Linked DNA regions of Homo sapiens: region 2 is linked to region 1. Evidence: chromatin loops called from intact Hi-C (ENCODE). Cell type or tissue: Caco-2. All regions are shown on one strand. Each heading gives the region's core, and the rest is flanking DNA. Links, peaks and the distances in the headings are about the cores only.

What was found. A loop is a pair of places that touch in the nucleus more often than their neighbours do. Peaks named below come from ENCODE experiments on the same cell type or tissue, not always from the same donor. Only the 100,000 strongest peaks of a DNase experiment are listed, where the experiment ranks them.
Region 2: it touches region 1 in a loop (1.9-fold over the local background); 5 of 110 quality-filtered maps call a loop at or near these places.

What each region holds. Positions count from the first base shown.
Region 1 is chr22:42,777,818-42,783,188 of GRCh38, forward strand. No RefSeq gene overlaps it. Among named protein-coding and RNA genes, the nearest start is that of A4GALT, 60 kb to the left of the region's middle. RefSeq lists a silencer at 2,360-2,409. In Caco-2, for the core only: a CTCF peak has its summit at 2,375; a DNase peak (open chromatin) is centred at 2,524.
Region 2 is chr22:42,685,592-42,690,962 of GRCh38, forward strand. No RefSeq gene overlaps it. Among named protein-coding and RNA genes, the nearest start is that of A4GALT, 33 kb to the right of the region's middle. RefSeq lists enhancers at 480-1,371, 1,372-2,261, 2,262-3,153. In Caco-2, for the core only: no CTCF peak of the experiment used is centred there; DNase peaks (open chromatin) are centred at 1,670, 2,900 and 3,450.

The sequences.
Region 1 (5,371 bases), core at 56-5,055:
CTGGGCAACAAGAGTGAAACTCCATCTCAAAATAAATAAATAAATAAATGCAGAAGGAATAATAAAATTAGAAAATTACTATTTTTTTCAAATCCTTTATGAAATGATGAATCTAAGTAATAATCATCAGTGTTGTTGTTGTTTTTTTTTTTTTTTAGACGGAGTCTCGCTCTGTTGCCAGGCTGGAGTGCAGTGGTGCAAACTTGGCTCACTGCAACCTCCACTTTCTGGGTTCTAAAGAGTTCTCCTGCCTCAGCCTCCCAAGTAGCTGGGACTATAGGCCCACGCCATAACACCTAGCTACTTTTTGTATTTTTAGTAGAGACAGGGTTTCACCATGTTGTCCAGGATGGTCTCGAACTCCTGACCTCGTGATCTGCTCCCCTCGGCCTCTTAAGTGCTGGGATTACAGGCGTGAGCCACAGCGCCCAGCCAATCATCAGTGGTTTCTAAAACCATTGGGTGAAAGATAGATAAGAAACCTTATTACTGTATCTATTGATGAATCAGGCCAACCACATTTGAACAACATTTGATTGATAACAAGACATTATGTGCCTCTTGATGTGGTACCATCGGAAGTACATAGAGAATAGAGTATACATATATAAAGTGGCTGGAAGCAGTGGCTCATACCTGTAATCCCAGCACTTTGGGAGGCCGAGGCGGGCGGATCACCTGTGGTCAGGGGTTCGAGACCAGCCTGGCCAGCATGGTAAAACCCCGCCTGTACTAAAAATATAGAAAATTAGCTGGGGGTGGTGGTACACGCCTGTAGTCCCAGCTACTCAGGAAGCTGCGGCAGGAGAATCACTTGAATCTGGGAAGCAGAGTCGGCAGTGAGCTGAGATCATGCCATTGGATTCCAGCCTGGGCAACAGAGCAAGACTCGTATAAAAAAAAAATACAGTATACATATATATCCTTACCTAAATAAATAATTTTTTTTTTTTTGAGATGGACTTTTCGCTCTTTTTGCCCAGGCTGGAGTGCAATGGCGCGATCTCAGCTCGCCACAACCTCTGCCTGCTGGGTTCAAGCAATTCTCCTGCCTCAGTCTCCTGCCTCAGTCTCCCAAGTATCTGGGATTACAGGCGCCTGCCACCACGCTCGGCTAATTTTTGTATTTTTTGTATTTTTTTTTTTTTTTGAGACAGTCTTGCTCTGTCGCCCAGGCTGGAGTGCAGTGGCACGATCTCCGCTCACTGCAAGCTGCGCCTCCTGGGTTCACGCCATTCTCCTGCCTCAGCCTCCCGAGTAGCTGGGACTACAGGCGCCCGCCACCACGCCTGGCTAATTTTTTTGTATTTTTAGTAGAGACGGGGTTTCACCGTGTTAGCCAGGATGGTCTCGATCTCCTGACCTTGTGATCCGCCCGTCTCGGCCTCCCAAAGTGCTGGGATTACAGGCGTGAGCCACCGCGCCTGGCAATTTTTGTATTTTTAGTAGAGACAAGGTTTTACCATGTTGGTCAGGCTGGTCTCGAACTCCGGACCTCAGGTGATCCGCCTGCCTCAGCCTCCTAAAGTGCTGGGATTACAGGCGTGAGCCACTGCACCTGGCCTAAATAAATACATTTTAAAAATGGAATCAGAAGCAAGCCTCTAAATCTCTCTTTTTTTTTTTTGAGACAGAATTTTGCTCTTGTTGCTCATGCTGGAGTGCAATGGCGTGATTTCAGCTCACCGCAACCTGTTTCCCGGGTTCAAGCGATTCTCCTGCCTCAGCCTCCCAAGTAGCTGGGATTACAGGCATGCGCCACAACACCCAGCTAATTTTGTATTTTTAGTAGAGACGGGTTTCTCCATGTTGGTCAGGCTGACCTCGAACTCCCGACCTCATCTGATCCGCCCGCCTTGGCCTCCCAAAGTGCTGGGATTACAAGCGTGAGCCACCATGCCCAGCAATAAGCCTCTAAATCTTACTATCAGTTTATCAGAAATACTATTCTGTATTCATTAAAATGAGAAAACTTAGTGAGTCTGAACTTAGCAAGCTTAGTGACAAGGTAGAATACTGTAAACTGCCAGGCACGGTCGCTCACACCTGTAATCCCAGCACTTTGGGAGGCCGAGGCAGGAGGATCACCTGAGGTCAGGAGTTTGAAACCAGCCTGGCCAATGTGGTGAAACCCCATCTCTACTAAAAATACAAAAATTAGCTGGGCATGGTGGTGGGTGCCTGTAATCCCAGCTACTTGGGAGGCTGAGGCAGGAGAATCGCTTGAACCTGGGAGGCGGAGGTTGCAGTGAGCCGAGATCACGCCACTGCACTCTAGCCTGGGCGACAAGAGTGAAATTGCATCTCAAAAATCAAAACAAAACAAAAAAACACACAAAAACAAAAACATTGGCAACTCTCACACCCTGCTGATAGGAATGCAAATTGTCCTATGCAGTTTGAATTTGACAGTACATACAAAATGGGAAAAAATCATCCCCTTGCCACTAGATGGCGCTTACTGGCTTTCAAGTACTTTATCGCATGTATTGTCTTCTGTTACATTGCTGCCTTCCTGTTTTTACTTCTCAAGGATGGCTGGAGGAAGGGGCTGGGCACTAGGGATTAGAGCCTCACAAGAATGCTGTAATCTGGATCCCAACAGCCATATCTGCTGTGGAACCATGTTGCCCCAGGGGACACATCTCTGAGCGTTGCTGTCTTCCCTAGCCACTTACATTATTCAGTTCCTTAGCAATATCTATCTCTGATACTGTGTTAAGGGTCTTTTTCTGAAGAATACACATTTTAATAAGTCTAATTTTTAATTATTTCACATAATATCTGTGCTATTTAACTTTTCTCTTTTTTATTATTATATTTATTTTTTTAATTTATTTTTTGAGACAAAGTCTAGCTCTGTTGCCCAGGCTGGAGTGCAGTGGCGCAATCTTGGCTCACTGCAACCTCTGCCTCCTGGGTTCAAGCGATTCTCCTGCCTCAGCCTCCCAAGTAGCTGGGATTACAGGCATGCGCTACTAAGCCTGGCTAATTTTGTATTTTTAGTAGACACGGTTTCTTCACGTTGGTGAGGCTGGTCTCGAACTCCCGACCTCAGGTGATCCACCTGCCTCAGCCTCCCAAAGTGCTGGGATTACATGCGTGAGCCACCACACCTGGCCTACTGAAGCATTCTATTCAAAATATTCCTATTCTGTTTCAAAAATATTAATTGCCCATCCCTGGGGTAATATCACACTTCCTGCTCCACAGAAATCAGGTTTGGAGACATAATTTGTTTTAGCCAATAGTATATGGGCAGAAGTTATGTTTGTCACTTCCAAGCAGAAGCTTCAAGAGCCAGAATGTGACTTGCTGTGGGGTTTTTGGTTTGTTTTTCTTTTTCCCTGCTATGAGATCAGTCATGTTCTAGAGGCTGTTTCATCAGCTTGGGTCCCAACGTGAAAATATTGGCCATCTACAGTGGACCTGAATGAGAAGTAAACCTTTATCTCCGTAAGCTGCTGAGATGTTGGAGTCATTTGTTCCTGCAGCATAATGTATCGTATCCTGACCGATATACTGGCCATTTCTTATTTTTTATTTTTTTTGTGACAGAGTCTCGCTCTGTCGCCCAGGCTGGAGTGCAGTGGTACGATCTCGGCTCACTGCAAGCTCCGCCTCCCGGGTTCACGCCTCTCTCTCCTGCCTCAGCCTCCCGGAGTAGCTGGGACTACAGATGCCCGCCACCATGCCCGGCTAATTTTTTTGTATTTTTAGTAGAGATGGGGTTTCACCATGTTAGCCAGGATGGTCTCGATCTCCCGACCTCGTGATCCGCCCACCTCGGCCTCCCAAAGTGCTGGGATTACAGGCGTGAGCCACTGCGCCCGGCTCTGGCCATTTCTTAAACATCCTTTCAGACCAGTCATGACCTCTGTGAGGTTCTGCACATGCATGGCTGCCTAATAGTTAATGATACAAGTAAACATTTTGTCTGGGTGATATGGATTGGATCTGAATCCCCACCCAAGTCTCATGATCTGTTGTAATCCCCAGTGTTCCAGGTAGGGCTCGGGGGAAGGCCATTGGATCATGGGGCAGAGTTCTCGTGAATGGATTAGTACCATCTCTCTTGGTACTGGATAGTGAGATCTCACGAGATCTGGCTGTTTAAAAGTGGATAACACCTCCTGTCTCTCTCTCTCAGTCCTGCGCTTGCCATGGAAGACTCATGCTCCCACTTGCCTTCTGCCTTCTGCTTTGAAGCTCCTTGAGGCCTCCCCAGAAGCAGAAGCCACTATGCTTTGTGTACAGCCTGCAGAACCATGAGCCAATTAAAGCTCTTTTCCTTATAAATTACCCAGTCTCAGGTATTTCTTTATAGCAGTTCAACAAGTGACGAATACATTGGGGAAAGCTCCATTGCATGCCCCCCCACTTTTTTTTTTTTGAGACTGAGTTTCACTGTTGCCCAGGCTGGAGTGCAATGGTGTGATCTTGGCTCACTGCAACCTCCATCTCCTGGGTTCAAGCAATTTTCCTGCCTCAGCCTCCTGAGTAGCTGGGATTACAGGCACCCGCCACCACGCCTGGCTAATTTTTGTATTTTTAGAGGAGATGGGGTTTCACCATGTTGGTCAGGCTGGTCTCGAACTCCCGACCTCAGGTGATCCACCTAACTCAGCCTCCCAAAGTGCTGGGATTACAGGCGTGAACCAGCGCACCCGGCCCATTGCATGACTTTTGGCAAAAAAAAAAAAAAAAACAGGTTCTGCCCCCGACTAAGGAAGCCAAGAAGAGCAGATACTTGCTCTCCTAGAGTCCTTACAGCTAGAGAAGTGTGACGTGACTCCTATCCACTCCAGCCTGGGTAACAGAGTGAGTCTCACAAAAAAAAAAAAAAAAAAAAACCCAGAAAATAAAAAATGAGAGTCCATGAAAAGATTATTTCAAATTCATCCTTGACAGGAATTTAAATTCTTCTCCTCCATATAGATTGTTGTGAAAACACATTAATATTCTTTTTCCCTGGTGCGGAAGGAGGGAATAGAAAACCACTTTTTTTTTTTTTTTTTTGAGACGCAGTCTTGCTCTGTCACCCAGGCTGGAGTGCAGTGGCGCGATCTCGGCTCACTGCAAGCTCCGCTTCCCGGGTTCACGCCATTCTCCTGCCTCAGCCTCCCGAGTAGCTGGGACTACAGGCACCCACCAACACGCCTGGCTAATTTTTTGTATTTTTAGTAGAGACGGGGTTTCACTGTGTTAGCCAGGATGGTCTTGATCTCCTGACCTCAGGTGATCCACCCGCCTCGGCCTCCCAAAGTGTTGGGATTACAGGCGTGAGCCACTGCGCCTGGCCTAGAAAACCACTTCTATACTGCCTATCACCATGCATTGACTCTCACTCTGCTTTTTGGATCATTTTCTT
Region 2 (5,371 bases), core at 372-5,371, 92 kb before region 1:
GGCCCAGCCTGGCCCCTCCCCACTCCCTGGTCTGGAGGCCTAACTCACCCTATCAGCAGCCCCTGCTGTTGGGGGCACTGAGGGTTTTTTTTTTTTTTTTTTTTTTTTGAGATGGAGTCTCGCACTGTTTCCCAGGCTGGTGTGTGCAGTGGCGTGATCTCGGCTCACTGCAACTTCTGCCTCCTGGGTTCAAGCAATCCTTCTGCCTCGGCCTCCTGAGTAGCTGGGATTACAGGTGCCTGCCACCATGCCTGGCTAATTTCTGTATTTCTAGGAGAGATGGGGTTTTGCCATGTTGGTCAGGCTGGTCTTGAACTCCTGGCTTTAAGTGATTCACCCACCTTGGCCTCCCAAAGTGCTGAGGCTACAGGTGTGAGCCTCTGCACCTGGAGGCCCTGAGGTCTTTAGGGCAACATCAGAGGGGTGTGAGTGGCCAGGAGAAGGCCTGGGGTTTGTGCAGGTCCCTCAGCCTCTGGGGACGTGAGTTTCTCATTTATTCATCCCTCAGTAAGCAGGCATGTCCTGTCCAACCCTGGATTGGGCTGGGGCCAAGAGGGAACCCCACCCTGGGCTCCAGGAGGAGTACATGGTCTCATGGCATAGACAAATGGGGTCTCCTATACCACAGGAAAGGACAGCAAGGCCAGAGAAGAAAAAGCTCCCTCACTCCACAGAGCACAGATGGACAAAAGCCCCTGCTCCTAGGCCCAGCTGTGCCTGCAGGGTGCAGTCGGCCTGCATCTGTCCCAGATCTCCTTGAACTCTGGCCTGGCCTCTGCTCTGAGGGTATGGGCGGGGCTGGCAGAGACCTGGCAGAGCCTTCATCATCCCCTGCCAGTGCCCCCTCCCCCAGGGCCCCTGTAAGGCTCCCCTGATCCCTGCCAGCTGCCTTCTATAAATAGGTGGGTGTGGCCACTTGCCTTTGTCCCAGACCAGGGTGCCTGGCGCTGCTGACACAGGGGGCTCTGAGGGCCCCAGCTTTTGGTTCTCTTTCCTGAGGCCACGTGTCAGCAGCAGCTCCAGAACTTCTCCATGCTACCCTGCTCACTCCTTGGATGCTGCTGGCTCTGGTCCTCTCCCCATCTCCCCCAGGCCCTCCTCCAGAACCCACTCTCTGGGGGCAGGCAGCCCCTAGAATGGGTGCTCAGGTTCCATGCCCCTCATTCAGCTGCCTCACCCAGAACCAGCCCTCCTTCCTACGGCACCACTTCCCATCACCTTAAGGTCAGCTTCTCAATCTGGGTCCCCGGGAGCCACATCTCTGGGGGGCCCCTCACATTCAGTCTCAGCTGCGTGTCTCATCTGCTCATCCTCCCATCTCTCCAGCCACTTGGCCAGAAGCCAGGCTGCACCCTAAATCCCCAACATCCAGCCCTGTTCCCTGGCCCAAGTGCCTCTCCAACTGCCCTCTCCTCCACCCTCACGGCCTCTGTCTTGTTGTTCATGTCAATGTTCTTGAAGTCCACAAACTCTAAATCTAAAATCGGTGAATTTTCACCAAATTACACACCACTTAACCAGCACCAGATCAAGAAACAATAACCAGCCCGGGCGCGGTGGCTCATACCTGTAATCTTAGCACCTTGGGAGGCCAAGGCAGGTGGATCCCTTGAGGCCAGGAATTTGAGACCAGCCCAGGCAACATGGTGAAACCCCGACTCTACAAATAAAGTTAAAAATTAGCTGGGCGGGCGTGGTGGCCCATGCCTGTAGTCCCAGCTACTTCAGAGGCTGAGGGGGGAGGATCTCTTGAGCCCAGGAATTTGAGGCTGCAGAGAGCCATGATTGCACTACCGCACTCCAACCTGGGTGGTGGTGCAATGGCACCATCTCGGCTCACTGCTACCTCCACTTCCTGGGTTCAAGCGATTCTTGTGCCTCAGCCTCCCAAGTAGCTGGAATTACAGATATGCGCCACCAAGCCCAGCTGATTTTTGTATTTTTAGTATAGATGGAGTTTCACCATGTTTGCCAGGTTGGTCTTGAATTCCTGACCTCAAGTGATCCGCCCGCCTCGGCCTCCCAAAGTGCTGGGATTACAGGCGTGAGCCACCACACCTGGCCTCAGCCCAGCCTCTTAATGCAACTATGTAAATGGGCCAGGATCCAGCTGGCCAGAAATAAGAGTAGGATCCAGCTGGCCAGAAATAAGAGTAGCATCCTGGAGAACACAGAGGCAGTGAGGACAGGCACAGGCAGGGCAGAGGTAACAGCAGAAAGGCTGCAAGGCCAGAAGATGCCCGCTGCCACCACACCACCCGGCCAGGTGAGGACCCCAGCCTCTGCCCATCACAGTGCTGTGTTCTTGCACCTCTGGGCTGGGAGCAATGGGTCTAAGGCCCGGGGCAGGGCAGGGGTCCCAAAGATCCTCCGTTCCTGCCTCCTGGCCACCGACCCCTGGCCAGAGTTGTGCATCTCCTCTTTTGCAAAGAGATGGGTGGTGCCCCCTCCCAGCATGGTTGTAATGATCAAATGAGCCAGCCCAGCCCCTGGCACAGAACACATTCTCTACGACACAGAGTGGTGTTATCACACCTCCACTTTCCACACAGAGAAAGAAGCTCAGCAAGTAGGTGGCGGTGCTGGGATTTGAACCCAGACCTTCACTGTTCTGTGCACAGGGTAGGAAGGAGGCTGGCTGGGGAGCCGAGAAGGGGTCCAGTGCCTGCCTCGGGGGGCAGCTACCACTCTTCACCTCCCTGCGCCAACAGCCACAGACCAGAGTCTAATGTCCCCTTCCGAGCCCCCACAGCTACCGGAGGAGTCTGGCTCCTGCCCTCTGCCTTGGGGGATTCCAGAGGGACCTTGCACTTTGTCCTGCCCCTGCCTAACAGAGCCGGCTGTCGCCTGAGGCCCTGGTTTCCTCAGGCTGCCCCCGCCTCAGGAGCAGGAGCTGGAACAGTTGTTGGGCAACGGAGTTCTGGGAAAGGAGGAGGGAGGGGCGCTCGCTCTGGTGGAAACCTGCCCTGGGGAAATGTAATCAGATCCTCAGAGCAGCGGTTTGTTCCTGGCTTGTTTCTAGTGGGTGTGTTCACAGACGTTTTTGGCCAGGACTGAGAAAGACGTGGACCTATCCTTTACTGGGGGAGCACTGCGTGGCCTGGGGCCGGTGTCCAGTCGGTTATTTAAGAATCTTCCCAGCTGGCCAGGCATAGGCAAGCAGGGAGTCGTTTTCCCAGCAGCTCTAGGGGAAGGAAAATAATTCCCCCTTGCTGGTGTATCAATATTCAACTTCTTGTTTAAATATTAAATTGTAATGTCCTCTGAGTGCCCAACAGAGATCGGGGATGAGTGAGCCCCCGTGTTCCTGGAAGTCTGGTTTCATGGTTCACTTGTTCCTAAATCTCTGCTTGTTCTAACTTGGACTAGCCCAGTGCAAGGCGTGCTCGGAATTCTGCTGTGAGGTTGGGGGTCAGGGTGGGACCAGGCTTCAGGCCCTGGACTCAGGTGTGATCTGTGCTGCGGTGGGGTTGGGGGAGGAGGAGCATCCCCTTCCAGGGTGGGTGTGGCGGCAGCAGCAGCAGCAGCAGCAGGAAACCAAGGGGAGGTGAGACGTGAGACATTCCTCCCAGCTTTAGTCCACTGCCAAAAATCAGAACCCAGCCCCGGTCCCCACCAACTTCCAAGGAGAGAAACGAGACCAGGCCAGGCACGGTGGCTCATGCCTGTAATCCCAGCACTTTGGGAGGCCAAGGTGGGCAGATCACCTGAGGTCAGGAGTTCGAGACCAGCCTGGCCAACACAGTGAAATCCTGTCTCTACTAAAAATACAAAAATTAGGCCAGGCACGGTGGCTCATGCCTATAATCCCAGAACTTTGGGAGGCCGAGGCGGGCTGATCACCTGAGGTTGGGAGTTTGAGACCAGCCTGACTGACCAACATGGAGAAACTCTGTCTCTACTAAAAATACAAAATTAGCTGGGTGTAGTGACGCACACCTGTAATCCCAGCTACTCGGGAGGCTGAGGCAGGAGAATTGCTTGATCCCGGGAGGTGGAGGTTGCGGTGAGCCGAGATCGCGCCATTGCATTCCAGCCTGGGCAACAACAGTCAAACTCTGTCTCAAAAAAAAAAAAAGAAGATTGTTTCTGTCTCACATTACAGTCCCAAGGTGAGTGCTCCAAGGCCACTGGGGCCACTCTGCCACCCCCAAAATGTGCCCTGCAAAGCACTCCAGCTGCTGCCATGCTCCAGCCAGTGGGAAGCGGGTTAGAGTGCCCAAAGCAAATGTCTTTAAGATCATCCATGAGTTGCCCGCATCACTCCTGTTCACATCCCATTGGCCTGGACTTAGTCACATGGCCACAGCCAGCTGCCAAGGGGAGGTGCTATGTCTGCCTAGAACTCGCTGTGTTCTTTTTCTAAGGACCACAAGAAGAATGGACACTTGAGGATGGTAAATAGCATCTAACACACGAGACAAGGAGTCGGGATAGGGCGCTTTCAGGGTTGGTTAATTCAGCAGCTCGCTGAGGTCTTCATGTCTTCAAGGATGCAGTATGGTGACATTTGATCTCAGACTTGTCCCCTCACGGCCTCAAGATGGCTGCCATTGCTTGGAGCATTACACCCTTTTGCCAAATGCAGAAATGTTGCTTTCTTGTCTATGAACATTTTCTCAGAGCCCTCTTTTCCAGCTGACTTGCCCTCTCATTGGCCAGAATAGCATTATATGCCCATTTCCACTCAAATTACTAGGAAGGGACTGGAATGACTAGGACTGGCTTAGACCAAAAGAGATTCACCCCCAGGCCTAGGGAGGGCCCACTTCCTCTACAGCCCTAAGCTACCTGAGGGTTGAACAAACTTGGGGTTTCCTTAGCAAGAAAGAAGCGGGAGGAGAATGGCCGTGGATAAGGAGTCAACAGCATCCTCCCTGGGAACTGGCACTTCCTACCCACCTCTCTGCCCTAAGCAGACATTTATGCACATAATTTCATAATTTCCTTTTTTTTTTTTGAGATGAAATCTCAGTCTGTCACCCAGGCTGGAGCGCAGTGGTGCGATCTTGGCTCACTGCAAACTCCGCCTCCCGGGTTCAAGCAATTCTGCCTCTGCCTCCCGAGTAGCTGGGACTATAGGCGCCCCAAGTCATGCACAGCTAGTTTTTGTATTTTTAGTAGAGATGGAGTTTCACCATATTGGCCAGGCTGGTCTTGAACTCCTGACCTTATGATCTGCCTGCCTCAGCCTCCCGAAGTGCTGAGATTACAGGCATGAGCCACCGTGCCCGGCCTTTTTTTTTTTTTTTTTTGAGACGGAGTCTCGCTTTTGTCAGCCAGGCTGGAGCACAGTGGTGCGATCTCGGCTCACCACAACCCCTGCTTCCCAGGTTCAAACAATTCTCCTGCCTCAGCCTCCCGAGTAGCT